Linked DNA regions of Homo sapiens: region 1 is linked to region 2. The links are chromatin loops, found by intact Hi-C in ENCODE. Cell type or tissue: chondrocyte. All regions are shown on one strand. Links, peaks and the distances in the headings refer to the core of each region. The heading gives the core; the rest is flanking DNA.

The links. Peaks named below come from ENCODE experiments on the same cell type or tissue, not always from the same donor. Only the 100,000 strongest peaks of a DNase experiment are listed, where the experiment ranks them.
Region 1: it touches region 2 in a loop (4-fold over the local background); 4 of 110 quality-filtered maps call a loop at or near these places.

Annotation. Positions count from the first base shown.
Region 1 is chrX:70,158,132-70,174,103 of GRCh38, forward strand. IGBP1 (immunoglobulin binding protein 1) reads left to right here. Exons shown (of 7, transcript NM_001551.3): 7 at 7,702-8,193. The coding sequence ends at 7,850. It overlaps LOC107985683 (a long non-coding RNA gene), which reads right to left and starts at 4,231. Exons shown (of 2, transcript XR_001755877.2): 1 at 1-4,231. In chondrocyte, for the core only: no CTCF peak of the experiment used is centred there; no DNase peak of the experiment used is centred there.
Region 2 is chrX:70,428,175-70,444,135 of GRCh38, forward strand. GDPD2 (glycerophosphodiester phosphodiesterase domain containing 2) reads left to right here. Exons shown (of 16, transcript NM_017711.4): 11 at 1,319-1,540; 12 at 1,741-1,889; 13 at 4,133-4,280; 14 at 4,405-4,487; 15 at 4,738-4,766; 16 at 4,860-5,207. The coding sequence ends at 4,912. It overlaps LOC105373244 (a long non-coding RNA gene), which reads right to left and starts at 7,119. Exons shown (of 3, transcript NR_171576.1): 1 at 6,505-7,119; 2 at 5,681-6,074. RefSeq lists enhancers at 6,068-6,177, 7,038-7,137, 7,158-7,237, 7,225-7,725 and a silencer at 6,328-6,577. In chondrocyte, for the core only: CTCF peaks have their summits at 5,811 (motif pointing left) and 6,012; no DNase peak of the experiment used is centred there.

The DNA.
Region 1 (15,972 bases), core at 3,829-11,828, 270 kb before region 2:
GGCAGTCCAATTTAAGAACTGCAGTTGAAACTGGGAGGGATGAGTATGAGGGTCCAATAGTCAGAAGGTCTGAAAGCGATAGAGTAGTCTAGTCCTTAGTGAACTCTTGAAGTTGATCCACCGGTCTCCCTTCCAGGACAGGGACTCACACTGAGGAGAAATTGCTGAGAGTAGAATTGAAATTAAGCAGGACAGGAATAGAAAAAGAAAGAAAAGGTCCAGATGAAATTAGGAGAGAGGACCAGAACCAGGAACTCCAATCAAGCAAGTAATCATATTTCTTTAATTCACATGAAAACAGCAGAAAGGGAGCCCTTATGAAGTTAGAAAAGCTACTCTGAACCATGCTTCTTTCTACAAGTTTAGGAAAACATTTCACGTAAAAATGAACAACAGATTGTGGTGATGGTTGCACAACTCTGAATATAAAACACTGAACTGTTGGCTCACACCTGTAATCCCAGCACTTTGGGAGGCGGATCACAAGGTCAGGAGTTTGAGACCAGCCTGGCCAAGATGGTGAAACCCCGTCTCTACTAAAAATACAAAAAAAAAAGAAAAATTAGCCGGGCATGGTGGTACGTGCCTGTAGTCCCAGCTACTTGGGAGGCTGAGGCAGGAGAATTGGCTTGAACCTGGGAGGCAGAGGTTGCAGTGAGTCGAGATCGTGCCACTGCACTCCAGCCTGGCAACAGAGTGAGACTTTGTCTCAAAAAATAAAAAAACAAAAAGAAACACTGAAATGTATACTTTTAAGTGGGTAGATTTTATGGATTGTGAAATACAGCACAAAGCTGAGAAAAAGGGAACAGAAAATTATCAAAGTCAAACCCTACACAAAGTTATTAGAAGAGAAAAACACTACAGAAAGACACGCTCAAAAAAACAGAACAAATCTGAAACATGGTATCCAAAAAAGAGTTGGAAGATATTCAGAAAATAACATAGGACATGGAAGGACAATATAAAGCAGGATTAGAAAAACTCAGAAATATGACAGCTTGGGGAACATGAATCATTTCAGAAATATAGGCTAAAGTAGAAGGAAACAAGAATGAGTGAACACAACAGAAAATGCCTTACTATGGTAAAAGGAAGGAAAATTTTAAAACGAAAAAAGATAAACAGGGTTTGAGGAAAAGTGACATATACTAAAGATAGTAAAGAAGACCTGGCATATAGATAATAGGATTATCTGAAGAAGAAAGCCAAAGCAAGGAAAAAGAATAAATGCTAAAAGTTAATATTAAGGAAAGTTTCTTGGGATTAAAAAAGTTGCGCGGGGGGAATCTCTTGGTGTTGGGTGTGACGCGACCCACAGGCAGCCACAGCAGTGCTGTGTTCCAAGGCACGGGTGCTCAGGGTGGCTGTGGAGCTTGGTCCTGGGTCCAGTGTCTTCTTGAACTGCTGCGGGACCTGTGACATGGGTGCAGGTTCAGTCTCAGGCACAGGTGGATGCTGCTCTCCCACCAAGGCAAGGACTATGACTCTGAGGCACTTCTCAGTAGCTCGGGCCCAGGGGCAGGGACGTAGCTGTGATTCCTAACCTGGGGGTCAGGGCATAGTACTGGCATGGCTCTGGGGAGGGAGGGGTGTTCCAGACGCTCAGACCCCAGGGAGCAGGGCACAGTGGCAATTCAGGCACCAGGAAAGAAGATGCTGTATAGTGGTGACTCTGGACCCTGGAAGCTCTATGAGGCCGGGTGCAGTGGCAACACAGCCCCAGGAATGGTAGGGCATAGCTGTGGCTTGGGCTCCAGGGGGTGGGATGCAGTGCAATGTTGGCTTTGCTCCCCAGGAAGGTGGGACACCTCAGTGGCTCAGACCCCGGAGGGCTGGTCCAGATCCAGGGAGGTGGGGGTGCTATTGCCGTTTGGCCCAGAGAGCAGTGTGTACAGATTAGCCAAGGCTGTGTTTCCCTGGGGGGTCCAGGGACCTGGTGCCATGCAGGCTAAGGCACCAGGGTCCCAGCTGCCCCCCTGGGCCAAAGCTCCAGTTCCCTGGGGCTGAGACACTGCACCAAAGAGGCACAACTGCTGCCCGGCACCAGGCCCAGCTTCTCCATGGGGCCTAAGCTCCTGGTCCTGGAGGGCTCGAGCGCCACGGTCACTTGATAGGAAAAATCACACCATGTTCCTGGGAAAGGACCCAGAATGACCAACAAGACATAGTCTAATAAAATTTCCGAACTTTAAAGAAAAAAAAGCCACAGACATCTCAGTAAAAATAGTAAGTGATTTATAAAGGAAAGCAACTTAGGTTACCCTCAGATTTTTTGAGATCTATACTTTATGCCAGAAGAAAGAAGAAAATGGAATAGCAGGTATTTAAGAAACTCAGAGGGAAAAAAATGTGAGCCAAGGAACATTATACCTGGTAAAACTGACTTTCAAGTATAAAGAGTACAGATATTTATCAACATGCAGGAATTCAAGAAATATTGTTCCACCATCCCATGAATTTGCTAGAGAATGAGCTTCAGACAGCCAAAGTGTTGAGAGACATTGAAATAAGGACAGGTAGCAAGCGTTAAATGTACAGTTACTTGTAGAATTAAGATGAAATGAGGATTAAAAGGGAGATAGAGTATGTAATGCCTATGTGCCCAGATAATGTAGATAACTTTTTAAAAATGGAGAAATGGGGAAATCATGCAAAATTTTAACAGTTCTCAGTAATTATATTGGTGGAGTGTCAAAGTTAGTGTTATTATTCCAAGACTATGTATAATGTGAGATAATATAAATGAGCAGTTATTAGATAATCTAATTCTATCATCCTCTGTCTTTGAGAACTAGGACTTTTAATGTGAAAGAATACAGATGTAATTCCAAAGAATTTAGATTTTTTTTAAACCCTGTAGTACTCCATATGAACTCATGAGAAATTTTATTTAAAACTAAACACACACACACACCCACCCCTGCTTTTGCTCTATTCACTGAAAAGGCTTAGAAACAAGGACCAGCCCAGTAGCAATGAGTATACCTAGTAACTCCAATTGTGATACAGAAATATTCTTCCCAATATTCTTTCTTTTAAGAAATCAGGGTGTCTTAGAGAAATAACTGACTACAATTCTGGGGCAGGAAATATACAAATAAGCTTGGAACATCTTGTCATAAAAGATAGGGAAGGAGCTTTCAAAGACTACTGGGGTCATATCGAGCCAATTTAAAGATGTTTCCACTGGCCAATTCGGTTTCACAGAGGATAATTGACAGTAGCAACAAGTCCATCCAACACCCAAATCTTGGTTTCTAATACCATCCTCTAATAAATGAACCAGGGCTCCTTGGAGAAATAGCTGATTCTAGGGCTGAGGCAGGGAATATACAAGATGAACCTGGAGCATCTCGTAGTCAGATGATAGTCAACGTATGATGGGGTTATATCCTGGTAAAGCCATTCTAAGTTGAAAATATTGTTAAGTTGATAATGCATTTGCTATACCCAACCTACCCAACATCACAGCTTAGCCTAACCTACCTTCGACCTGCTCAGAACACTTACGTTAGTCCACAGTTGGGCAAAATCATCTAACACAAAGCCTATTTTATACTAAAATATTGAATATCTCAAAATATGAGGTATGGCTTTTACTGTATGCATGTCACTTTCACACCATCATAAACTTGAAAAATCTTAACTCAGGGCTCTCTGTACTAGAAAACAAGAGCTCAAAAAACTGTTGGGGTGTTAAAGGAACACAAGAGCCAGCTGCACCCTCACAGCCCAAAACTGGGAGAACTTGGGCAGGAAAGTAAATTTAACAGTATTGGATTATCACACTAGGAATAAAATGAATACACACAAGTCCATTGTGATAGAAATAAGTGGTTGAATAAGTAAATAAATGAGGGAGAAGAGATAAATCTCCCCTACAGAAAAATTTCAATTAATTTTATGTAGATACTCCTGCTTCAAGGAGGTGTAGCATGACTGTGTACCCCGAAAGTGTGGGCTGTGCTTAGTGACTTGCTTCCAGAGACTGCAATGTGGAAGGAGACAGGAGAAGTAACTTTAGTTGGAAACCTACAAATACCACTTTGGTCAGGTCATCGAGGTTATTATCAGTGTGAAGTCAGGTTGATAGCATATATAGTATTGTCCTCCAAAACCCATAACCCTAGTCTAATTCTGTAAAAAATAGGCAACCCAAACTGAGGGACATTCTACAAAATACCTGACAAGTACTCTTCAAAACTGTCCAGGTCATCAGAATGAAGGAAAGTCTGAGAAAGAGTTACATCCTAGAGGAGACTAAAGAAACAGACAACAAAATGTACTGTGGTGACCTGGATAGGATCCTGGAACGGAAAAGGGACATTAGGTAAAACCTAAGGACATTTGAGTAATGTATGCACTTTAGTTGTTAATAATATATTAGTATTGGTTCATTAGTTGTATCACAGAAACTGTATTAATGTAAGAGGTTGATGATAAGAAACTGGGTGTGGTTATGTAGGAACTCAGTACTATTTTCTCAATTTTTCTGTAAATTGAAAACTTCTAAAATTAAGAAGTTGATTTAAATAGTTTTTTAAAACAATAATTGTGGGCCGGGCGCGGTGGCTCACGCCTGTAATTCCAGCACTTTGGGAGGCTTAGGTGGGTGGATCACTTGAGGTCAGAAGTTCAAGACCAGCCTGGCCAATGTGATAAAACCCCATCTCTACTAAAAATGCAAAAAGTAGCCAGGCGTGGTGGCACATGCCTGTAATGCCAGCCACTCGGGAGGATGAGACAGGAGAATCGCTTGAGCCCAGGAGGCGGAGGTTGCAGTGAGCCAAGATCACACCACTGCACTCCAGCCTGGGTGACAGAGCAAGACTCCTTTGTCTCAAAAATAATAATAATAGTTGCAACTGGCTGAAACTCACCAGATATGTTTAAATCTCTAAGTTCATAATTATATATATATATTTTTATTTTTTTAGAGGTGGGTCTCACACTCTGAGCCCAGGCCAGGCTCAAGCAATCCTCCTGCCTCAGCCTCTCGAGTGAGTAGGACTACAGCCATGCACTACCATGCCTGGCAGATTTTAAAAGTTTTTTTCTTTTTTATAATTTTTTGAGCCAATATAAGTGTCATAAATATTTTTTTTGTAGACACAGGGTCTCGCCATCTTGCCCAGGATGATCTCGAACTCCTGGGTTCAAGCAGTCCTCCCACCTCAGCCTCTCAAAGTGCTGTGATTACAGGTGTGAGCCATCGTGCCCAGCCCATAATTATATTATAAAACAAGACCAAATTATTCAACCTCAGAGGCTAATAAGGGAACCCAATATCTTGAGAAATGGTAAATAAAGGGAAAGAGTCAAGTATTTTATCTTTTCTACTAGGTAACCAAATAGTAGTTGATGAGGGGAAGGCTCTCTTTGTAAAAGTATTCCAGTTAATTTTAAAAAGTTAAAATTAAGGGTATCACCTTTTTGAAACCCCCCAATAAATGAATGGGTCTCGGCATTGAGCATCAACAGCTCCTAACATTACAACGAGACAGAGATATTTACATGCCTCCTGATGAAGGAATGCAGCACCACCTATAATTATAATTCATGCTGAAGGGATCAAACTTGAGTCAAATCAAGCCTCTGTATTCAGCTGCCAATCTGCAGAAAATAAAGGAGGACATGTTAGACTGCATCATGAGTATGCAATCAGCAAAATCCAGTCTTTGGGAAACAAACTCTACAGGTCATATGCCCCAACTTCTTCAACAGATAACTTGAAAGAAAGGGGTGGAGGGGGAACCCATAGATTTAAAAAGATATCAAAACATTTTTAAATAGGCAAGGCTAACCTCAAAAATACGATGCTAGGCCAGGCGCAGTGGCTCACACCTGTAATCCCAGCACTTTGGGAGGCCGAGGCAGGCAGATCACTTGAGGTCAGGAGTTCGAGACCAGCGTGGCCAATGTGGTGAAACCCCATGTCTACTAAAAATACAAAAATTAGCTGAGTGTGGTGGCAGGCACCTTTAATCCCAGCTACTCGGGAGACTGAGGCAGGAGAATTACTTGAACCCGGGAGGTGGAGGTTGCAGTGAGCCAAGATCGCACCACTGCTCTCCAGCCTGGGAGACAGAGCAAGACTGTCTCAACAACAACAACAAAAAAAGGTGATGATGCTAAGTGAAAGAAGTCAGCCGCAAAAGATCACAGATTACATGATTTTGATTTCATGTGTATGAAATGTCCAGAATAGGCACATCTATGGAGACAGAAAGTTGATTCATGGTTCTAGGAGCTGGGGGCAGGGAGGGAAGGAATGGGAATTAACTGTAAATGGGCACAAGGGATCTTTTGGGGTTATAGAATTTTTTAAATTGGATTGTGGTGATAGTTGCACAACTCTGTACTAAAAAATACATTGAGTAAAAAAATGAATGTACAAATGGACAATTACAGTGTCTAGTGGTATGCACTTGGGTGATAAAGCTGTGATGAACTCTAGGAAGTTATTACTATAAAAAGCAGTATAGAGGTTACTTTTGCAGGGGAGGAGAGTTGATTTGTATAATGTACACAGAGAGGCTTTTAGGGTGGATACAGGAGATCTGTTTCTTGACCTGAGTGGAGGCTATAAGGCCTCCTTACAAAAATTTGTTTTATATGTACTTGTGTGGTTTCCACCATGTTTTATTTTATAGTAAAGGGTTTAAAAGAAAAGAACGAGGCAAGGTGGCTCACGCCTGTAACCCCAGCACTTTGGGAGGGCCGAGACCAGCCTGGGCAACATAGGGGAAGACCTTGTCTCCACAAAAAATGTAAAAATTAGCCAAGTGTGGTGGTTCATGCCTGTGGTTCCAGCTACTCGGGAGGCTGAGGCAGGAGGATGACTTGAGCCCAGGAGTTCGAGGCTACAGTTAGCCATGATCACACCACTGTACTCCAGCCTAGGCAACAGAGAGAAACCCTATCTCAGAAAAAAAGACTCCTGAGCTGTTAGAAGAGATCAGATCCCCACACATTTCATTCATAGTAATGAGACTATTTCTCATGAGCAAAGTCAGAGTAGCCAGGAAAATGCTGCTTTACCTCACAAAGGAAAAAAAATGCAAAAGAGATGCAGCAGTTGGTTTAATTTCTTTTGGGTGTACACTGCATGATAAATGCCATTTGGACCTCAGAGCCTATTTCAAGCACTGCAAAATAATACGTAGGCATTCTTTTCTGGTAGGTCCAACTGCCCTGTGATTTTCAATTTTATGCACAAAAACTTATGTATGACTATAGTAAAGGAAATGGATGGAGGAGGAAACGTCAACTGCAATCCCACCCCCCTGGCAACTCACAAATCACAAATTCATAAATATTTTTTCTTTCCTGTTTTTGGATTGCAGGGGTTGTTTGATGGTGGTGGTAATGTTTTTGTTTAGGGGCTTGGGGGGGGTGGGTGTTGGCCATTTTTGCAAGAATTCTCTTCCAAAATAGAATTCATTCTGAGGGGCACCTTTTATGATTTTTGCCTTCTTGTGGAAACCACTTAGAGCATCCTTTCGTACTATTTTTTAACATGCGATATATTAGGTAATGCAAGTTCTCTCCCCGCTTCCGCCGGGCTCAGGGTAGGCAGCTGGCTGTATTCCTGTTCTCATTGCATGTGGTTGTGCTCAGAGTGGAACTGAGGCCCCTGACGTTACTTATTAACATTCCCTCAATTTCTCACCTCCCTTTCTAATTTTTCCACTTTAGAGGAATTCAGAAAAGCAGCTCAGCAACAGGAAGAACAAGAAGAAAAGGAGGAAGAGGATGATGAACAAACACTCCACAGAGCCCGGGAGTGGGATGACTGGAAGGACACCCATCCTAGGGGCTATGGGAACCGACAGAACATGGGCTGATCTTCCCACAACACCACAGGACTGCAGGGTGCACAACTCCCCTGCCAAGGAAAACCATGCAGTCCTCCCCTCCCTGGTCTCCTGCTTCAGCTCTGTACAACGAGGGCAAAGATGCTAAATCTTGCTTTGCATTCAGTAAAGTGTCAAGTGATTAAGTGTGTATTTGTACCCTAGATGATATGAACCAGCAGTCTTGTTTTGGCATCATCCTCATCATGTTGTATTCCAGCTTCTTAAGTGGAAGGAAAAGAGTGCTGAGAAATGGCTCTGTATAATCTATGGCTATCCGAATTCTCTGAAAAAATAATAAAAGTCCCCTCTATTATATGAGCCTGTACAGAAATATGGCTATCAGCTGCTTTTTTTTTGCCGGGGGAGTGGGGACATTTAGCTGTGGGTCTCTGGGCTTATGGGGAGATGCCCTTTGATGTGGGCAGTGAATTGGTCCAGCATCAGATCTGCCCAGGCATTCTCCTTCCTACTGGGCATATGATATGAAGCCATATAAGTAGCACCCTGCACCATGAAGCAATCCAGCACTCTACAAGGGGAGATCATAAAAACCAGAGCTTTCCCTGGTACACAGCACTATTCTCAGAAACTATAGCTGTAAGGTGAATGGACCGCAAAGGGATGTAGTCTACTTCCCAGTCCTATCTACCTCGTCCTAGCTTGGCCAGAAGAAATGAGAGATAGAGGAGGCACTCTTAAAAGTCATCCTTGTGTATGTATCTGAGGCCAGAGCCTTTACTCTCATGCGTTTACCATATATCCCTTAGGGTGAAGAGTAGCCTCAGGCCATAGCCTTTTTTTTTTTTTTTTTTTTTTTTTTGAGACGAGTGTCATTCTGTTGCTGGAATGCAATGGCGTGATCTCAGCTTACTACAACTTCCACCTCCCTGGTTCAAGCAATTATCCTGCCTCAGCCTCACAAGTAGCTGGGATTACAGGCGCCCGTCACCACACCCAGCTAATTTTTGTATTTTTAGTAGAGACGGGGTTTTACCATGTTGGTCAGGCTGGTCTCGAACTCCTGACCTCGTGAGCCACCCACCTCGGCCTCGAAAGTGCTGGGATTACAGGCGTGAGTCACCGCACCCAGCCATCCTAACTCTTCAATTGGCCCTTCTTGCCTATGCTGTGAGATACTTGGCACAATCCAAACTAATGGCCTGGGTAAATGTGCTGTGGTGGTCGTTTGGCTGCTTAGTGAGGTGCCTGCAGTCACGCAGATAATGGGTGTGGAGGAGGGGGACAGTACAGATGACACTGCAGGGTACCTACTTTCTGGGGAACAGAGAAGACAGTGTCCTCAGCTCTTGCGTTGGCATCCTATAAAAGCAGCCATGTGTTGAAACAAATGATATGCACAGAAAGCATACTTCTGTGGCTTTGTTACACGGGTTTTCTTTCAAGAGGAAGATGACTCAGCCCTCCCAGCTTCTGCAGTCTAGCTTAGGAGAGGTGTTTGAAAAGGAGACTCAGTTCCCTCTTGTTTATAGGGTGGTTAGTGGAGGGCTGTCAGGTGATGAGGGGGAGGTTGTGTTTCGTGGGAGATGACAGAAGACTACCAATAATCTATTTGTATACTGCTTAATGAGGAGTCATCTCACCCTCACAACATAAGCTCCTGAAACTGGGAGAGCACAGATTAAATCCCCCAAGGATTTGGAAAGCAACATTTTCCGCTCTCTTCCAGTGGCTGCCAGCCTGCCTCTAGCAATGGCCTATTTCCTGTTTTTGAAACTCCACCCTGAGTTTATTCCCAAATGGGCCAGGTTGGAGTTACCTCTTGGTCCAAGTCCGTTGAAGATTGGGCCTTCCAGGAGGCCCAGCTCAGTTAAACAGCTTCACACATCCTGATATCTAACAGGCAAACCAGACAAGGTGGGTTTGAATTCTGGCTTTAAAAATTGCAGGCTGACAGAAAGACAAACTTCGCATGTTCTCGCTTATTTGTGGGAACTAACAAAACAATTGGACTCATGGAGATAGATAGAGTAGAAGATTTACCAGAGACTGGGAAGGGTACTGGGGTGGGGATGGGGATGGTTAATGGATACAAAAAAATATAATGAATAAGACCCACTATTTGACAGCACAACAGGGCGACTATAGTCAATAATAATTTAATCGTACATTTAAAAATAAAAGTGTATAATTTGTAACAAAGGAGAAATGTTTAAGGGGATAGATACCCCATTTTTCATGATGTGATTGTTATGCATTGCATGCCTATATCAAAACATCTCAGGTACCCCATAAATATATACACCTATGCACCCCCAAAACTAAAAAATAAGAAAATCAAAAATTGCAGGCTGTGTGACGTGACCTTGGGCAATAAGACTCTGAGCTGCCTTTTCTTCGGTGTATGTAGATAAGCTGTCTCCTGGGGCTGTGAGGATTAAATGAATAATGGCACCTATTATCTGTAAACTCAGGCAACTGAAGAGTAAGTGCTTTCTGTTAGCTTAGTGACTGCAGTCTGTCCACTGAGAAGGGAAAGGAAATGGACAGATATTGGGCCCCTGGTATGTGCCAGGCACTTTCCCACACTATTAATACAATGACCCTGCGAAACTTGATTTCTTCAAGTTCACACTAGTAAGATGTTATGCTGCTGTCATTTTCCATGTGCTTCCCAATTGCTTGTGCTTTTAGCTGTGTCTTAAAGCTGCTTCAAAGAGGAGCAGCTTTAGAAATCCAAACTAAAACAACCATGTCTACATCAGTGGAGCTCTAGAAATTCCTTCTTAGCTGACTCACCAAAGCAAAGGTTATGCCAGCTCCCCCGCCACTGCCCCCTCAGCTGGGGGATAAGAAGACGGAGGTGGTGAGCAAGCTCATCTTCCTCCATTTTCCTCCCCAGTTCTGTCTGCCTGAAGGCCGGAGAAACCAAAAAAGCACCACCTTCTCTACTCCCACCAGAGGCGAGTTCTTTCAGGGTCCTAGAGTGAGCTGGGTTTGCTGGATTCCCGGAAGCAAAGACTCTTAAAGTTCTCAATGATAGTACTGCTTCATAGTTTGCAAAACACTTTCACATATGCTGCTTATTTCATTCTCACAACCTGTCAAGCAAGATCTGATATCTTCACACAGCTAAGAAGTAGAGCACGCAAACAGATCAGCTTAGCCAAAGTATTTGCTCTCTGCGGCCCTCACGTGGAGGCCAATTAGATTTGGAAGAGGAGAATGCTAGGCACTATTTCCTTTAATGCCGTTACACACTGATTTGTCCTTTCCACTCTTGTTCCTCTCAACACCCCTGTGAGAAAGGGCAAGGGGAGAAATGAGCTGACTTCAAACCCAAGAAGTTGGAGTTAGAGTCCTGAGTCAAAGTCTCAATTCTGGGGGCTCTGCCACTCCCAAGCTGGGTGGCCCCAGGCAAAGTCTTCTGTAAAACCGCCTCTCTGTGTCACCCAAACCCCAGAAAGTCCTCCTCCGCTGACCCTGCGCCTGCAGTTTGCTCATTAGCACAACAGGAGCATAGCCACCTGTCTCTGTTGGGCACGCTACAGCAATAGGGTATTGTTGTCACTGTCTCCTTGCAAAACAGCTGTCCCCAAAACCTGTGCATCATTTCCTCACAGATTCCTTTTAACCCACTCATCAAAGGTGCAAGTCAACAGGGCACGGTTCGTTTCTGTCCATCACAAGGAGGCGTGGGTTCTAGTCCCAGCTCTGTCACTGTCTTAGCCCCTCTGAGATGGCAGCCAATATCTGCCCTACTTACCTCACAGGCCAGGGTGGGGAGCAAATGAAATCATATAGGCAAAAGCACTTTGAACAGTTATAAGACACGACACAAGAGTGACGAGTAAGAGCAGCAGGCTGTTGGTAAGCTGGAGGGACGGAGGAGGGGATGCTTTTTTTTTTTAATTTTGGTAATAGAGAAGGGGTCTCCCTGTGTTGCCCAGGCTGGTGTCAAACTCCTGGGTTCAAGCGATCCTCCTGCCTCAGTCTCTCAAGTAGCTGAGATTACAGGTGTGAACCACCATACCCTGCTGATTTTTGTATTTTTTGTAGAGATGGGGTTTCACCATGTTGCCCAGGCTGGTCTCGAACTCTTGGGCTCAAGTGATCCTCCTGCTTGGCCTCCCAAAGTGCTGGGATTACAGGCATGAGCCACCGTGCCCGGCCTTTTTTTTTTTTTTAAATTCAGCAGTTCACGACTTAAACCCTTGCTCCTCCGATGCTTTCTCAATCAGTCTTCTAGATCTCACCACCAGCCAAGAGGTTTGTGACATGCTTTTCTTCATGTGCTGAAATGACCAGCAAAAAAAAAGAACTATGCACAGTGAAAACTGGGAACCAGTTTTTACATATCTGCCTGCCAGGCCACCTTTGACAAATGTATGTGAAAAGATGATGGGCAAAGTCTTAGATTTCAGTGTCTTGTTCCAACTGGCAACAAATCCCTCAAAGAGAGTAGAAGTGAGCAATGTCTTAGGCTGGCCTAGTCCAGTGTGGTAGCAGGAATAAAAATTATGGCTACTGTGTATTAAGCACCTACTATATACTAGGAGCTTTACATACAGTATTTCTAATCCTCACAACACCCAAGGGAGATACTATTATAGTCTCAGTCTGTCGATGAGGAAATTGAGGTTTAGAGAAGAGATTTCCCAAAGATCACTAAGCTCTAAGTGGTTGAGCTGGGCCTGGATTCCAGGTTGGCCTGAGGACATATGAAGGTAGGAAATACATCCTGGTGGTACACTGCTCTGGGGATAACCCCTTCCCTTTCTCTGTCCAAGTTTTGAGCAAAAATTCCTGCTGGCCCCTTCAGGGACAGTCTGAGACCTGCTCACTAGGGGCAAACCCCACTCAGAAATCTACCCCTCCTGGGGCCCTCGCATCACTCAACCCGCAGTGGAACATTTCTGCCCCCAATGCCAAGCCCACCTACTTTCCCTTTCCCTGTCCAGCCTTACTTAGCTGGTCTTTGTTCAAGTAAATCTTTTATTTTTATTTTTATTTTTTTTAGAGACAGAATCTTGCTCTCTTTCTTAGGCTGGAGTGCAATGGTGCAATCACAGCTCACTGTAACCGCGAACTCTGCTCTCTTTAACCTGAATGCCATCAACTCATTTTTAAAAATAGAGACAGCCTTACTATGTTGCGCAGGCTGGAGTGCAGTGGCTATTCACAGGCACAATCTTTGCACACTGCAGCCTTGAACTCCTGGGCTCAAGCGATCCTCCTGCTTCAGCCTACTGGTAGCTAGGATAATAGATACATGTCCACACCCAGCTATTTTTTCTATGTTTTACTTTGTAGAGATGGGGTCTTGCTATGTTGCCTAGGCTTCAGGTAAACCTTTTAAATATTTTCTCCCAGATGCTCATTCAGGGGTTCCTACATGTTTTCTAAGCCAGTCACAGCATCTCTTCATCTACCAGGCCTTTCAGGACAACTAAGACCAGACCCAGGCCATGCATGCATGGGGTTTGGGAGACAGGGGCTGGGAGGAAGGGTTTCTGCCTGAACTCTGAGGCGCTTCAACACTCAGGAACAGATACAGCCTCTGCTACCCTGGTGCCCTTGGCCCTGGCTCAGAGGTGTTAAGAGATTTGCAGAAATAAACAGCTTTATTTCATCTGTCTTCCCCTTTCCTTGTCTAACTTCTCCATTCCACCTCCGGCTTCCCTGTCCACAAATATACTGGCGGCTATCACTAGCCCTGGCTGTTTCACTGAGCTCCCAGACCTGTATCCTGCCATCTGCTATACAGCTACCCTTGATGAATAAACTGAACTCAAACTCCCCAGTCTTACAATGAACTCATCACATTCCCCACCCCTCTCTCTCCATCAGAGCTTCTTAATGTCCCCATCACCTACTTAGTGCTCATCCTCAGAAGCTCACCATTGTTTCTGGCTTTTCCTCCTGACAAAGCAAGCATTCAAATGTCTGCTGAATGAATTACTGAATGAATGAGTCCCATCATGAATCACACTTCATCAGGCAGATTCACAAGAATCCAGCCCCTTTCTTTTCATATTCAAACAACTTTACATAAAAGAAAACTTTGAATGCCTTCACCTTAAAGCAGCAATCATTTCTGTCTCAGGCTGATGGATCAGTTCCATCTATCACTGAAGAGACCAGTTTTTTTGGGGTTTTTTTTTTTTGTTTTTTTTTAATCAAGTGCATTCAATGTGGAGGTCTGCTTTATATTCTGCTTTTAAAACTTAGCATGTAATACTACAGTCTGCCTTATAATAATTTTAATAATGTTTAATGACTGCAGATTAGTCTATAATGTTGCTATATAATCGCTTACTTAGCCAGCCCCAGATTTTGAACATTTGGAATGATTCCAGGTTTTTACTGTTAGTTTCTTTATTCATTAACAAAGCAAATTACCTTATTTGCTTGTGTATGCAAAAAGAGGTCCCTAGAGGGGGAGGAGTATTGGGTTGTTAGAGGCCAGGAGTGGGAAGGACACTTTTCACTGAGCACGCATAGTTCCTTCTGAATTCTGAGTCATGTCAATATACCAGCTATTCAAAATGTACATGCCAAAAGCTTACTGTACACCAAGCATTGCGCCAGAAGCTGGCTGTAGAGTTGGGGTCTATACTCTCAACCCAACTCCTTGATATGTGCTCTCCCAAAAGTATGTATAATGTGCCTTGGAAACCCAGAGGAGAGAGCAGGGAATGACATTTTCACTGAATCTTGAAGGGTGGGTAGGAGCCAGTCAGGTTGATAGGATGCTGCTATGGGCAAAGGCTCAGAATAGGAAAGGACACTTCCGGTTTGGGGAACTAGGCTGTATCTGGTGTGGTGTGAAAGTGATGGGAAATGAGACTTTCAAGGAGGGTGGAAACCAGTGTTTCCCTTTCTAGGGCTCTGGGTCCAGGTCCTGGGGTCTGAATTGGATCCCAGAGGCAATGGAGCCTTTGGAGTGTTTGAAACAAGGCAGAGAGACAGTAAGAGCTGTGTTTGACAGCAGCCCCTCTAACTGCAGAATGGAGACCAAAGGAAGGGAGGCAAGCAGGCAACAACCTGCTGTAGTCCAGGAGACAGTGACAAGGGCCCAAACTAGGGGGACCGACTGTTCCAGTTTGCCCAAGATTATACCAGTTTTAGCCCTGGAAGTCCAGCATCCTGGGAAACTCCTCATCCCAGGCAAACTGGGAGGGTTGGCCACCCCTCCCCCAAGACCCTGAACCAGGACACTGGAGGCCGCTGTTCCCTGGGGCCTTGCCTGCCATGAGAAGTGATCCAGTCACTACTGCTTCCAGGGGATTTTAAACGTCCCCTGTTCTGCCCTACCCTCCATCTCCACAGGCCCCTCGTCCCACCACCACTCCTGGGTCTACTTTCACTGGATTCTAGACCTAGAATCCAGTGAAACATAAATCTCTTTACGTATCTAGGCCTCCAGATACGTAAAGAGATTTGTGAGGAAATCAGCTCCACTTATCGCTTTCCAGCCTTCTCTTCTTCTACTCCCCTCCACCAACCTGAGACTCCTATCAAACTAAACCACCCCGTGTGCCAAAGCAAACCTCTGGTCTTTTGTGTATGCTGGGCCACTGTAGGAAATGTCATCCTCCCCACTTCTCAACCTGTTAGAGCACATTGCAAATACTCCCTCCCCACAGCTGAATAGGAGCGCTAGTGAACAGCTCCTGGATGGCAGACACTGCACGAGAAGCTTTTCAAACACTGCCACTACATCTCACAGCAAAGAAATAGGATGCATCCTTTTTACCAGATGAAGAAACCAAGACTCAAAGAGAGGAAGTGTCTGGTCCAAGGTCACACAGCTGCTAGTGTTCGTCTCTGTCTCCTTTGGAATTCTCTGATGGCCCCAATCCTTGTATTGATGACATATGCACTTCTTTCATTCCCTGTCCGTGCCCCCTGCCCCATAACCCAACACACATGCAATTGTAAACCTAGAACAATACCAGACTTAGAGTAAGTAGGGCCTCAAGAAAAATTTGGTGAATGAAGGGATTAGGTACACTCCTTCTAGAATACCTAGCCTGGTGCTTGGCATTAAATAGGTTCTCCATTGTTGTTGTTTAAGACAGGGTCTTGCTCTGTCATCCAGGCTGGAGTGCAGTGGTACATTCTTGGCTCACTGCAGTCTCGACCTTCT
Region 2 (15,961 bases), core at 1,523-9,522:
GATTTGAGATTGATATACATTCAGTAGAAACTATACTTAAGAGTACCCATACAACAATTGTTTTTCATTTTCAGTACAATATTCAATACATCACATGAGATATTCAATACTTCATTATAAAATAGGCTTTGTGTTAGATGATTTTTGCCTAACTGTAGGCTAATGTAAGTTCTGAGCACACTTAAGGCAGGCTAGGTTAAGCTAGGATATTCAGTAGGTTAGGTATATTAAATGCATTTTTGATTTTCAATCTTTTCAATTTAAAATGGGTTTATCAAGACACAACTCCATCATAAGTCAAGGTGCATCTGCATACACAAACTCTCTCTCTCTCTCTCTATTTTGCACAGACAGAATCATTACACAGACTCTTTTGCAATTTGCTTCTTTTCCATTTAACTCTTTACATCATATCAGATCAGAGTGATTAACAGCAAAGGATGTCTGGGTTTAAACCCTGGCTATACCACTTACTGGCTGTGTGACCCGAGGCAGGATTTCTTAGTCTCTCTGTGCCTCAATTTTCTCATTTGTACAATGGGAATAATAACAGTACCTACCTTGTAGGGTTATTGGGAGGATTAAATCAGTCAATGCACATAAAGTACTTAGAACACTGCCTGGCACATAGTAAGTACTTAATAAGTGTTAGATAGCTAGCTTTATCCATGTCAGCAATTAGGAAGTGAGGTCATTCATTGAGAATAAGGAGAGGAGAGTAGCAGAGGCTTGGAATAACACTAGGGGGAATGGGAGAGGGAGCAAATCAAGAGCAAGTAAAAGGATTGTTAAGCAGCGCTGAGAGCGAAAAATAAGGACTGCAGTGCCAACAGCCCACATTGTGTACTCTGCCCATGGCAGCGCTCAGCCCCCAGTTCTAGGGGTGGAGGAGGCAGACAATTGTAGAATTGAATCAGAGTCTGGGAGTTGTAGGGCAAGTGGGACAGAAAGGGAGCTGAGAGTGCTATGGAAAAGTAGTTCAAGCTGTGGATGGACCATGGGTAAGGGATGTAGGTGCAGCTAGAAAGGGGCTGATGAACTGGGAAGAAACCAAAGGGTCAAGATTGCAGAGGTCTCCTTGAGACCAAAGAGAAGGTGTAGTGGGAGAGAGAAAGTTAGGAAACTGGAAGGGTAGGAGGTTGAGGTCACAGAGTAAGATGGTAGACGGTCTGGAAGAAGGCCACAGTTTGGAAAAAGGCCCTGGCTCAGAGGTGGAAAGAAGCTGGACACCAAGTGGAAGATATGAGTGAAGATAGTGAGGATGGGGGCAAGGCCTGGAAGCCTCTTCTGGTCTTGAAATAATTGTTCTTTCTTATAGAGGCGACCCTTCTGGGGGGCCAAACCGCTGGCAGGCCCTGATCAGAAAGAGGCTGAGAGTCAGACGGTACCAGCATTAGAAGAGCTATTGGAGGAAGCTGCAGCCCTCAACCTTTCCATCATGTTCGACTTGCGCCGACCCCCACAGAACCACACATACTATGACACTTTTGTGATCCAGACATTGGAGACTGTGCTGAATGCAAGGGTGCCCCAAGCCATGGTGATGTTGCCAGGACCCCCTCTCCCCACCCTGCCTTCCCTAGGCCATGATGATGAGGATGATTTTGAGGCTGCCCCTACCCCCAGGGCCCTGCCCCAGCTCACATACCCCATTCTGTGGTCAAAACTGTTTGCCCCTGTCCCTGCCCTTGGAATCCCTAGGTCTTCCCCAGCTTCACACCCATCCTTCCTGAACCACAGGTCTTTTGGCTACCAGATGAAGATCGGGCTAATGTCCAACGACGGGCACCTGGAATGCGCCAGATATATGGACGTCAGGGAGGCAACAGAACGGAGAGGCCCCAGTTTCTTAACCTCCCCTATCAAGATCTGCCACTATTGGATATCAAGTGAGTGCTAGAGGAAAGGAACCAAGGGGATCACATGAGGCTTAATGGCAGGGAAGAACCAGTTCAGGGAGAGCAAAGCCTCTTGATTCATTCACTCACACAAAAAGTATTTACAGAACACTTGCCATGTATCAGGTAGTATTGCAGGCTTTGGGGAAACAACACAGATAAGACAGACAAGGTTCCTGCTTTTGTGGAATACATGTACTACTGAAGAAAACAGAATAAACCACTTAACAAAATACATGCATATTGAAAAGTGAAAAAGTGTTATGAAGACAAAACAGAGAGATGTAGAAGAGTGGTTAGGTTTGGGAGTGATGGGCTGGGGCAGGGAGGTGGGTGCACCCACATTAGGAAGGCTGGTTAAAGAGGTGATATCTAAGCTGAGACCTGAATGGTCACAGGGAGCTAACTATGAGCTGCAGAACAGGAACAGCAGTCTAATGAGCAAGGGGAAGGGGAAGCTAGAGAAGCAGGCAGGGGCCAAATTGGGTAGGACCTTGTAGGCCACGGGAAGGATTTTATTCCACAACAGACATCAGGGTAAGAGAGCGTGAATCAGGGAGAGTCCCAGATGTGAGCTGAGCCCCAGAAGCTGACCCAGCTGAACCATGACAGACTTCAAAGCATCTGGTTGCTAAAGCCTCTTATAAGGTCCTTGTGTTCAGATAGAAAAATGTGAACTGAATGATAGCCCAGTTATCATACATATTTCTTTTTTTAATTTGAATTTTAATTAAAAAAATTTTTTTTAGAGATAGAGTCTCACTCTGTCACCAAGCCTGTAGTGCAGTGGCCTGATCAGAGCTCACTGCAGCTTTGAACTCCTGGGCTCAAGTGATCCTGAGTAGCTAGGACTATAGGCACACACCACTATGCAAGGCTATTTTTTTTTTTTTTTTTTTAGAGACAGGTTCCTACTACCTGCCCAGGCTGGTCTCAAACTACTGGCCTCAAGCAATCTTCCTGCCTCGGCCTCCCAAAGTGCTGGGATTACAGGCCTGAGCCACTGCCCCCCTCAGCCTCCCGGTTATAAGCATGAGCTATCTCACCTAGCTATGTAAGTATTTATTTCCCCGAGTTATCACCAAAGAGGAAGACATGACATAGGGTTTGGTTCTCACCTTAGTCTTGTCCTGGTCAATATCAGCTGCTAATCAACTGCTGATCATGTTTCCAAAAGATGTGAATTGGTATTGAATACACTGATGATGGAATCGAGGCCCTGAAAGGTCTAGGTGCTGTAAAAAGATAGGCCAAATCTAGCAAGATGAAATGCACCAGGGATAGATGGAAAGACCTCTATTTGGGGCCCAAAAGAATTTCAGTTGCACAAAGACCAGAGAGGAGACACTGGCATCAACAGGAACATGTGTGAAAAAGACCAGGGCTTTCATTGAACAGTATACCTAGTGAGTCATCAGTGGGATGTAACATTGCCGAAGGCTAACCTGACTCTGGACTACCTGAATACAGGCATAGTGCCCAGAGGACAGGAGGAGATAGTTTTGCTCTATTCAAAGGTGACCCAAGCTGGCTGGGCATGGTGGCTCCCACCTGTAATCCCAGCACTTTGGGAGGCCAAGGCAGGAGGTTCACTTGAGCCTAGGAGTTCAAGACTAGCCTGGGCAACATAGCAAAACCCCGTCTCTATAAAATAAAATAAAATAAAAACCAGCTGAACATGGTGGTGCCCACCTATAGTCCCAGCTACACTGGAGGCTGAGCCTAGGAGGTCAAGCTGCAGTGAGCCAAGACTGCCACTGCACTCCAGAGCAAGATCCTGTCTCAAAAAAAAAAAGGCTGGTCCAAGCCCATCTGGGATATTATTTTCAGAGACGGGCCCCATATTTTCAAAGGAACATTGATAAATTGGAATATATCATATTAGAGAGGCTTGTACAGGGAAGGAAATGATAAGAGTAATGGCTGAAGGAGCTGGGGCTGTGGGGCCTAGAGAAGAGAAGGCTCAGGGAGACAGGGCCTCTGCTCAGGACCCAGGGGAGAGACACATTGTGTGGCCCCAGATAGCAAAGCTAGGACCCATGGGTGGAATCCACCAGAAGACAGAGTTCAGCTATGAAAGGAAAATCATTGTTGGTCAGGGGCTGCTATGGAAAGGCAGAGCTGATACCTCCTTGGCAGTGGCACTGTAGATTCAAGCACAGGCAGGGGGCTGCCTCCCATGTCCTGTGCACCATGATTCTGGACATTCCCTATTTTCTTTCCCACCTTCACAGGGCATTGCATAAGGATAATGTCTCGGTGAACCTATTTGTAGTGAACAAGCCCTGGCTCTTCTCTCTGCTTTGGTGTGCAGGGGTGGATTCGGTCACCACCAACGACTGCCAGCTGCTGCAGCAGATGCGTTACCCTATCTGGCTTATTGTAAGGGCTCTGGGACTGTCACCTCTCCTCTTCTCCCATCCCTGGTTTTCCTTAACCCTGTCCCTCTCTTCCTTACTTATTTCCCCTGACATTCTACCCTTGGGGCCTTTTCCTATTTTCACAGACCCCTCAAACCTACCTAATCATATGGGTCATTACCAATTGTGTTTCCACCATGCTGCTTTTGTGGACCTTCCTCCTCCAAAGGTGAGTGCTTTGTGCCTCAGCTTTCTGGGTCCTTACTTTCTCCAGGGCCCTGGTGATGAGGCTGCTTCAGACTCACATATGCTGCCCAAGGCTTGGGGTCTCTTTAGTTCCTTTGAGATTCTTAGGCCCTTCCTTATACTATCAAATTGGCTTGAATGTAGGAAAGGCAGTTGGGGGGAGCAGGTGTGGGGGCTGGAAGGGCCTGCTTGAAGCTAGCTGAACTCATAATGGGAAGCTTTTCTCCCCACAGAAGATTTGTTAAGAAGAGAGGGAAAACTGGTAAGAACTTTCTCCCCTCACCTCATGTTTCTCCTCCTGTAGCTTTCCCCTTGCTTAACTCCCTAGATGACCCACCCTCCCCCTCCTCCCCAGGCTTAGAAACAGCAGTGCTGCTGACAAGGATCAACAATTTCATGATGGAGTGAATGCCCTGCCCTGCTTCCCCACCCAAGCCAGTCTACATTGCCCAAACAGCAAGGGTTGGAGAGTGGCTTAAGTGGAATGCTTCAGGGGTGGTGGGTTGCAAGTGGGGGGAGCTTTGCCAACAGGAGGTTTTGAACCATGAGGGCCCTCTGCCCAGGTGATGGGCATTCCCTAAGCTGCTATGGAATCTGCTCCCTTTGGGGTTTTGACCTGAGATGTTTGGGAAGAGAGTGAGTAATGAGAAGTTTCTCCTCAAATGAAACTAGAACAGAGGAAGTAAAAGGGAGATTGCTCGGATAATGTCTCAGACTTGTGTGCACGTGTTCTTGCATAGAAGGCACAGGGTGTGTCGGGGTGGGATAGCTTGGAAGAGGGACTGAAGGAGATAACGAAATGGTCTTTTCCGGAGAACTGTAAGATGATAGAGACACCATCGCCACTCCACGATGTACTGTCTTCCTCGACCCTTGCAGCTTAGCTGTTTTCCTGCCTAGAGGCTAGGAGCTGAAGAGCCCGTCTAGCCGTGTAATTCTGTGCTTACAGGTGGCTTTTTGCTGTGCGCAGCCTTTTCTTCAAGGCAGGTTGGTTCCTGTATCTTGTCTTAATCTGTTACTCAACGAATGTAATCTCCATTTGGTCACAGCCTAATCTTTTCGGCCCAGGGGCTGGGGAAAGGAGGCACCTTCCATCTACGGTTGGATGGGACACGACCTTGAGGGGCCATCAGGGGGAGATGGGAGGAGGTGGGTTGGAGGTGGGAGGAGAATCACCTGCGGCAATGAAGGACTCGCGGGAGGCTCGCGGGAGGCCCGCAGGAGAGCAGCCACCTCGGGGGCGTCCGGAGGCCGGGCGCGCGGTGCAGGGTTGCACTGTAGCTCCACCTTGTGGCCGCCCCAAGAGGAGGGCCGCATCCGTCGTCGCCGTGACGTATTTGCTGAATGCCACCTGTTTTCCGTGCCGCTTGGGGACTCGTGTCCTTGACTCAGGACTCCGAGGGCAAGGTCCGATTTCCACAAGTTTTCGCTCCTCTGGGCTGCGCGCAGGGTCCAATTTCCGGCCCAGCCTTCCCTTGGAGGAGCAAGTTCCCCAATGTGTTTGCGGCTCGGGAGTCCCTGGGCTCCGCAGCTAAGGTGGCCAGTGCGGAGCTGACGGAGGATGAAGAGTCTAGTAGAAGAAGGGAGGGGCTAAGCCAAAAATGGGGACAAGAGGGGCTCTGTGGTGACCCCACAGTCTTCCGCCACACCCACATTCGACCTAGTTCGTATCTCCACACGGAGGGAAGTAGAACTAAGGAGTCGGCCAGGTAGGGAGGTCGGGTTCTCGGTTCCTCCTCTCTCGCCAGACTGGGACCTGGGGCAGCACTGGCATCCTCGGGACAAGACCCGCCCCCCACCCTCGGTTGCCGGGCAGCCGCGGGAACTACAATTCCCAGTGAGTCCCCGGCCATTTCCGGTATCTGGCTGGACGCAGGCGAGTTTGAATCCGTGTTCCCGCCCCCTTCTCCCGGGCCCACCCCTTTCCTTTCTGGCCGCCCCGCCCTCTCCGTGCGCATCCCTGCACACTCCGGCTCCGGAGGCCGGCCGCGCCCACGTACCTGACCTGCAGCTGGCGCGGTGGGCGGGGGTGCCAGCATGCGACGCACGGGGAGGCTGGAGGCGCGCGGAGAGCGAACGCCGCAATCCGGTCCTGGTCCTGGTCTTCCTGGGAGTCCACGCCGCTGTGTACCGGGCAGGTCTCTCCTACACTCTGCCTTTTCGAGCAGCATTTCCTTACTTTTCCTGGTTCCCGATCCATCCCCTCTCTTTCAGGCTGGCTACCAGCCTTAGCTCTAGGGCCCCCAGTCTGCCCGGTACTGCCGGGCTGTCACCTCTCAGCACGTACCTCCTCCCCCATCCCTACTTTTCTGTCCCTTCCCAATCGCCCAGTCTCTTCCTCCCCTCACCTCCCAACCTCACCCTGAAGACCTCCAGCAACTCCATCCCTGCAGCCCCAACCTCTCAGCTCTCACACTCTCAGCTGCGGCCCTCTAAACCCAGCGTCTGGCCCCCCAACCCAGCGCCAGCCTCTGACCCCTTTCTCCTAGCCCCTAGCCTTGGGTACGCAGCCTTGAGCCTGCCACCGGAAATCCTCACTCTCTTCCCAGGAGAACTGGACAGCTAAAGCGGTTTAACCTATAGGCCCTGGGCCCTGGGCTGGAGACTGACACTGACAAAAACTTAAGGGCGGAGGACCCGGGGGAGCTGCTCATTGGGGTTCGGATGTAGTTGCTCTTCGTTATTTTTAGCTGCTGACTCACAGCTCCTGGCATCCGGGTTTGGGGCTAGCAGGCTGGGCTAGGGGGCTATTAATAGAGCAGGAGCACAGCCCCGACCCAGTTCAGTTTGGAAACACAGAGAGCAAGAAGCGTCCCCTGCCACTATGCCCTGTGGAGATGTGGACTGAGCAGTGGCTGGGCCAGATGCTGTCTGGATGCTAGTTACCTCACCCTGGTATCTCTACCTTGGAACTCTTGAGGGAAACCCCACGAGGAGACTCCTGGGCACAGCTCTCCCCTAAGCTCGCCATGGCTTGGGGCTCTGCCACAATCAAGCTTCTGTTGTACTAGCCGAGAAGGCAGAGATGCGTCCCAAGTGGAAAGATTGTTTTGGTCATGGCCTTGGCCTGCCTGGACCCACTCCTGGGCCAGAATGCTAGGTTACTAGAAGGAAAAGCTATGGATTTCTGGTCCCCCACAGCCTTCATAAGGATGGAGTGCTTCAGCATGGTCCTAACACAGGGGGCACAGAGCTGGGGATCCCCAAACCAGACACAGAGCTCAGAAGCTGCCAGATTCTGTGCTTATCACACCCCCAACCCCGCCATTCTTTTTATTTCTTTCCATTTTGTTGAGCTCTGTCCCAACTCACAGGGATTTACAGACCTCATGATCTCTCCCTTGTCTGGAGAGAAACCGTATTCATGAAAGCCACTGCTTGTCCCCAATGAGGTATGAATGATCCTTTATATATTGTCATTCCCATTGACCTTTTTATTTTAATGGGCTAACGTAAGAGTTTCCTAATGTATACATTGGGAATCGTGAGGAAATCTTGATGGACTGATCAAAATTATTCCCACGCAAGCTCAATTTTCTAGAATTCCCATTGACTAAGGGTGCACACCCACAACAATGCTCCTCCCCTCCTTGCAAATCAGAAACTTCCACCTTCATCGACCCGAGTCTCCAGCCCCCAGATGAAACCACATTTGGGGCAAGAGTGATCGTTTCACCACGCACAATATGGAGGTCACTCAGTGAAGCTCTATTTTCAAGAATGAGCCCAGCTTATCAGACAGACAGCAGCAGACCGCGCGGTCCCAACCCCGTCTACTTGCTGAAGGAGCCGGAGTGGCGGTGGAAGGGGAGATAAATGGTCTCTCTGCTTGAAAATCCGTTCCTGAAGTCCTCCATCGCCTGGTTGCCTAGCAACCAGAGCTGCTTGCAGCGGTGTGGGGCGCTTTTGGTCCGTAGGGGGCGACTGTCTCCCTGGGGTCTCAGGCTGGAGCCCTAGCAGTTGGGAGGGAGGTTCCCTAGTTAAGTGTCACAGTGTCTCAGTGTGGCTGACCTCCTCCCAGCCTTGTCAACCCAGTCCGGTCTGAGCGGCAGGGAGCCTATGGAATGAGGAGAAGCCCACTATGAGTCTGAAGGGATTTTGCTCACAATCATTAAAAATGAAGAGAGAGAGGGTGGGAGGAAGGGAGGAAGGAACCTGTTAAAGGGGATAGGGCAAAAAAGGGGGTAAGGAAGGGGCCTGAGGAGGGTAGTTTGACCCTCTCCATTCAGTCGAGGCTTATCAATGCTTATTTTTCAATCAGAGCAGTTCAGAGGTTGAAAGGAGTCTAGCAATCTCTATTGACAAACTGTTAAGCATATAAAAGACTAGGCTCCTGGGTTACCAGCCTAGCCTAGATTTGGTCATTAAGGAAGATATTCATTCATTCATATGACCATAATTAACACTAACCCACTATGTACCACGTGGTGTGCTAAGTGTCCTACATTTAACCCTCACAAGAACACTGTGATTATTTCCTTTTCACAGATTACAATACCAAGTCTCAGAGAGGTTAAGTAATGTCCAGACTCACAAAAATAGTGACTGGATTGGGTCTGATTGAGCAATCACTGTGTGCCAAGTCTAGGAGTACAGAAAACAATACATTTCTTTTTTCTGTCTAATGAACGCCCAGTCACCCTTTGGGACAAAACTGAAAATATCATCTGCTTTGTGAAACTTTTCTTAAGTCCCCTTCCCCCCAACAAGCAGAACTGATAACTTGCTTTTCTGTACACCCTCCTGAAATACCACTTTTCACAGGTATGGTAATGATCTGCTTCCATATTTCCATTTCTTTCACTTTGAGCACCTTGGTGGCAGGGCCTGTGTTCATCTCCAATTGGACATCTAACAAACATCCCAAACTCAACATGTTCGTTTCTGAACAGCTGACCTTTTCCCCCAAAAATGACCCCTCCTAAAACTGTCCTCATCTCAGTTGATGGCAATTTCACATTTCCAGTTGTCCTGGCAAAAAATCCTTGGAACCACACCTTGTATCCAATCTGTCAGCAAATCCTGTCAGCTCTCCCTTCCAAATACACCCAGAATCCAACCACTTATCATCTCTGGTGCTACCACACTGGTCCAAGGCACAACCACCTCTCAGCTGGATCACTTCAGCAGCTGCCTGACTAGTCTCACTGCTTCCACCCTCGCCCCTGTGGCCTATTCTCTGCAAAGAAGCTATACCAATCCTGCTAAACCCAAGTCACGTCATGCCAGTTCTCTGCACGAAACCCTCCAATGGCACTCCATCTCTCTGAGAGGAAAGCCAAAATCTTTTCAGTGGTCTACAAGGTCCTACACAATCTAGTCCCTTATTCAATCTCTGATCTCGTCTCCTGGCGTTCTCCCCTCCCTTACTCTGTTAAAGCCACTTGATTCTCCTTGCTGTTCCTTGAGCAAGTCGGATGCACTCCTTACCAGGACCTTTGCACTCCTTACCAGGACCTTTGCACTGGCTTCCCCCTGCATGGCTCACTTCCTCACCTCCCTCAATTCTTTGCTGAAATGCCACGTTCTCAGTGAAGCCTACCCTGACCAACCTATTTAAGATTCCCTCTATTTTAATTTCCAGTTTACAGTAAATACAGGGTACAATAGTCCTCCTTTATCCATGGGGAATATGTTCCAAGACCCCCAGTGGATGCCTGAAACAGCAGATAGTACCAAACCCTATATATACTATATTATTCTGAAGTGATAACCAAGATGGCTACTAAGTGACTTATAGGTGGGTAGTGTATGCAGTGTGGATACACTGGACAAAGGGATGATTCACATCCTGGGCGGGATGGAGCAGGACAGCACAAGATTTCATTACATAACGGCATACTATTTAAAACTTATAAATTGTTTATTTCCGGAACTTTCCATTTAATATTTTCAGACTGCAGTTGACCATGGGTAACTGAAACTATGGCAAGTTAAAACCATGAATAAGAGGGAGAGTACTGTATAAAGGAACGAGATAAATGACACCATGAGGAAAAAGACAAATCCAAAACAATTGACTGGCACTCTTCAAAAACTCGATGTAGTTAATTTTTTAAAAAAGATGGAAGACTTCCAGTTATGGACCCAGTTAGAGTAGACACACTTCTCCCTATTCCTCACACTAAGTACAGCTAAAACTCTGGACATTATATATAAGACAAACATAAGAAGACTATGAAAGAAGAGGAAGGGGGCAGACTAACTAGGAACCCCAGTGACCTGAACTCGAGGTGATGAGTTCCCTGGGTTTTCTCGTTGTATCAAATATTCCAGATCAGGTACTGGAGAAGCCAGCAGCCTGGAAATGCCAATGGGCACAGACAAAAAAAATGCAAACACCAGTAACTGGCCTATTCTCTCTAGCCATAAGACCAGGAAATGGAATTTAGCCAGACAGAAAACTCTTAGACAATAACCACCACTGCAACCACACACCACAGAAAAAAAAAAAAAAAAAAAAAACTGCAGCTGCACCCAAGCCAGCAAAGGCCAAGTAGATAACCCAGATTTTCACTCTGGCCAGGCTCCCCCGTACTCTCTGGGGTAGTGTCAGAGAAGGCTGAGTAGAGAGCCTAAACTTCCATCCCTGAGGGGTAACAAGAACCCCTTCCTGTTGGGTGGTGTCAGTGTCAGAGAAGCCTGGTGGTGAGTCAGGACTTTTACCACAACATATCATTTGATGAGGCCATTAGCCTCCCTCTCCTCCCCTCCCAAAATCTCTCCACCTCCTGACTGTGGTGTTAGTGGAAGCCCACCTGGGGAACAGTAAAAAGGCACTTCTGCCCCTTCCAGCTAGAGAGGCATCAGTAGAGGCATAGTAGGGAGCTGGAATTTTTACCCCTGCACAGTAGAAAGGAGAAGCCTCCACCACACATACCAACCAAGACCAAGGAGGGAAATTGAACTTGAACCTCTACCCGGCAGTAACCAGGCAGTGGCCCTTTCCTCTGATGAAAATCGTGTCAGAAGAAGCCTACCAGAAACAAAAGATGTAAATGAAATCCAGAGTCTCATACTGTAATATCCAAAAATTCCCAGGATGCAATAAAAATCACTCTATATCTAAGCCCAGCACCTATAGTCCCAGTTATTCAGGAGGCTGAGTTGGGAGAATCACTTGAGCCCAGGAGTTCAAGGTCAGCTTGGGCAACATAGTGAGACCCTGTGTCCTTTTTTTTTTTTTTTTTTGAGACGGAGTCTTGCTCTGTCGCCCAGGCTGGAGTCAGTGGCGCAATATTGGCTCACCGCAACCTCCGCCTCCCGGGTTCAAGCGATTCTCCTGCCTCAGCCTGCTGAGTAGCTGGGACTACAGGCACCCGCCACCACGCCCAGGCAATTTTTGTATTTTTAGTAGAGACAGGTTTCACCATATTGACTAGGCTAGTCTCGAACTCCTGACCTTGTGATCCACCCGCCTCGGCCTCCCAAAGTGCTGGGATTACAGGTGTGAGCCACTGCGCCCAGCCGACCCTGTGTCTTAAAAAAAAAAAAAATTCACTCATTATACCAAGAACCAGGAGACCCTCAATTTGAATGAGAAAGAGAAAGATTTCAACTACCTGACAAAGATTCTAAAGTGGCCAACATTAAAAAAAATGCTTCTATGAGCAATCTATGAGCAATTACAAACAAGGTTAAAACGAATGTAAAAAATAGTAAGTCTTGGCAAAGAAATAAGAGATATAATGAAGAATCAAATAAAATTTTAGAACAAACTATAATAACCAAACTAAAAAACTCAGTAGATGAGCTCAAAAGGAGGATGGAGAGGACAGAGGAAAGAATCAGTGAACATAAAGATAGAACATTAGAAATTACCCAATCTGAACAACAATGAGAAAATAATAGACAAAAAATAAATGAACAGAGCTGGGCACAGTGGCTCACGCCTGTAATCCCAGCACTTTGGGAGGCTGAGGTGGGCAGATCACTTGAGCCCAGGAGTTCAAGACCAGCTTGGGCAACATGGCGAAACCCTGTCTCTATTAAAAATACAAAAATTAGCTGGATGTGGTGATGCACACCTGTAGTCCCAGCTACTCAGGGGGCTGAGGTGGGAGGATCACCTGAGCTTGGGAGATCGGGGCTGCAGTAAGCTGTGATTGTGCCACTACATTCTAGCTTGGGTGACAAAATGAAACAGAGTCTCAAAGAAAAAAAAATGAACAGAGCCTCAGGGATGCTTGGGACTATAACGAAGGACTTAACATTCACATAATTGGAGATGTGGAAGAAGAAGAGAAAGAGCATGGGGCTAAAAAAAATTACTCAAGAAATAATGGCTGAAAATTTGGCAAAAGACATAAATGAACAGGTTCAAGAGGTTGAACAAACCCCAAATAGGATAAACTCAAATTCACCCCAAGGCACATCATAATCAAACTTCTGAAAACTGAAGATGGGAAACTTGAAAGCAGCAAGAGAGAAACAACACCTTACCTACATAGGAAAAGGAATTCAAATGTGGCCAGGTACAGTGGCTAACACCTGTAATTCCAATACTTTGGGAGGCCAAGGTGGGAGGATAACCCAAGGCCAGGAGTTTGAGACCAGCCTGGGCAACATAATGAGACCTCGTCTCTACTAAAAATAAAAAAATTAACCAGGAGTGGTGTGCGCCTATAGTCCCACCTACTGAGGAGCCTGCTTGGGAGACTGAGGCAGGAGGATCACTTTGAGGCCAGGAGTTTCAAGGCTGCAGTGAACTATGGTCACACCACTGCACTCCAGCATGCTATATCTGGTGAAAATATCCTTCAGGAATGAGGGGGAAATCAAGACATTCTCAGACAAAGGAAAGCTAAGATAATTTGTTGCCAGCAGACAAAGAATGGCTAAAGGAAGTTATCAAAACTTACAGATGAATAATGGAACCATTTACATGTAATGAAACTTACATGTAAATGGTTCAGAAAAAGGGATAGATAGATAGATAGATAGATAGATAGATAGATAGAGCATTAACTGGGCATGGTGGCACACACCTGTGGTCCCAGCCACTTGTGAGGCTGAGGTGGGAGGATTGCTTGAGCCCGGGAGTTTGAGGTTGCAGTGAGCCATGATCACGCCACTGCACTCTAACCTGAGTGAGTGAGCAAGACCTACTCTTTAAAAAATATAGATAGATGGATAGATACATAGATACATAGACAGAGCAAATATAACAATCAAAACAAGTCAAATTGTCGACTTGATAAGGAAGGCATACAGTGGTGTCCATTGTACTACTCTTCCAATATTTTTGTATGTTTGTAAATTTTCATTTTTAAAACTGTTGGAGAGGATATGTGGAGGATAGATATATGATAAAGCAAGCATAGCAAAATGTTAATGAGAATCCTAGGCAGTGGGTAATTGGATGTTCACTGTAAAATTCTTTGAATTTTTCTGTATGTTTGAAAACTTTCATATTAAACTGTGGGGGCAAAAAACTTGAAAAAAAAATCACAACTTGGTATCCTCCCCTACCATTCCCAATCCATCTTACTGTGCTCTACTTTTTATTTTTTTCCATGGCACTTATCACCATATACACAGCAGGTGTATATGCTGAATAATGTTGTTTTCTTCAACATCATTTTGTTTTAACATTGATGAGGGGGAAAAAAAAACAACTAAAACGATTCCTGGCCAGAGCCACTGTCTGTGTGGAGTTTGCACACTCTCCCCATGTATGTGTGGGTTTTCTCGGGTATTCCAGGGTACTGCGCTTCCTCCCACATCCCAGTGCACGTTAGGTGAATTGGCGTGTCTAAATTGTCCCAGTGTGAGTGAGTGTGGGTGTGTATGTGAGCGCACCCTGTGATGGAATGGCATCCTGTCCAGGATTGGTTCCTGCCCTGTACCCTGAGCTGCTGTGATAGGCTGTGGCCACCCTTGACCCTGAACTGAAATAAGCAGATTGAAAAATGAATGAATGGATGGATGGATGGATGGATGGATGGATACAAAGTACTGTAAAATAAAAATTTGTCAAGTAGTTGATAATCATACAAATGCACAATAAACTATGAGGTAAGAAAGTGCTCATCGAGCTCACCATATTCGTGATTGTTTGCTTTTGAACTGCATGGTGGTAGGGAGGTGCTCCTTACAATTTTCGCTTTGCATACATTTATTCCTTGATTCAACCCACCACCACTTCCACTGCTGTCACTCACTGGTTCACCAAAGGTTAGGTAATTATTTACTTGTTTTCATTAATCTTTCTATATGTATGCATAGCTCATATTTATTTCAATGTTCAATATCAGAAGTGTTTTGGGTCTTTATTTGGAAGCTGGGTGATGTTTTGTGACCAGAAATATGCTGTAGGAACTTAGCTCTTGTTTATATTAATTAGCCTGTGGTAAAATTGGTTTTGTTATACGTTGTTTCACTTAGTCCCAGTTGCCAAGGACCTACCAATGATGTTAAATGAGGACCTACTGTACTACATAATTCACTTATTTATTGTGTTTATTTTTGTCTGTGTCCTCTCACTAGGAGGTAAGCTCCCCAAGGGCAGGGATTTGTTCTGTTTGTTCTGTTTTATTTTGTTTCCTGCTATATCCCCAAATCCTACAACAGTGTCTGGCACACAGCAAGTGTTCCACGCATATTTGTTGAATTAAGAATGAATCTCTGAGGGCCGGGCACAGTGGATCACACCTGCAATCCCAGCACTTTGGGAGGCCAAGGTGGGTGGATCACTTGACGTCGGGAGTTCGAGACCAGCCTGGCCAACGTGATGAAACCCCATCTCTACTAAGAAAATACAAAAATTAGCCGGGCGTGGTGGCAGGAGCCTGTAGTCCTAGCTACTAGGGAGACTGAGAGGCAGGAGAATCGTTTGAACCTGGGAAGCTGAGGTTGCAGTGAGCTGAGATCACGCCACTGCACTCCAGCCTGGGTGACAGAATGAGAATCCATCTCAAAAAAAAAAAAAAAAAAAAAAAAGAACCTCTGTATCCCTAATACCTAGGTCAAGGTCTTGCACAGAGCAGGTGCTCAATGAATATTTGCTGAATTGAACTGAGATGTAAATTCTGCAGGAGAACTTAGAATAGACCTGTCGTACTAGAGTGGTTCACAGCGTGGACTCTGGAGTCAAATAATCAGGATTTGCATCCTGATTCTGTCACTTCCAGCTGTGTTACCTAGCTGTGTTAACATCTTTGAGCCTCAATTTCTCATTGGTAAAATGAAGATAATAATAGCATCAGCTTGGTAGGATTTGGGTTTGCGTGTTATGCACTTAGGACTTTGTAAAGACCCAATAATTGGTAGCTAAAAACAAAACAAGAACTGCAAAAAAGATAGTCTTTCTTGTATGTCATCCTTCCTCCATTCCCCCGACAAGCTGAGCCAGGAGAGGGTAAGGAGATGTCCTTGGACAAGTATTCCTAAGCTCTATTCCAGACCCATAGAAGGGTTTCTCTCTCTTCAAATCCCTTCTTACCTTTTCACCTGTCC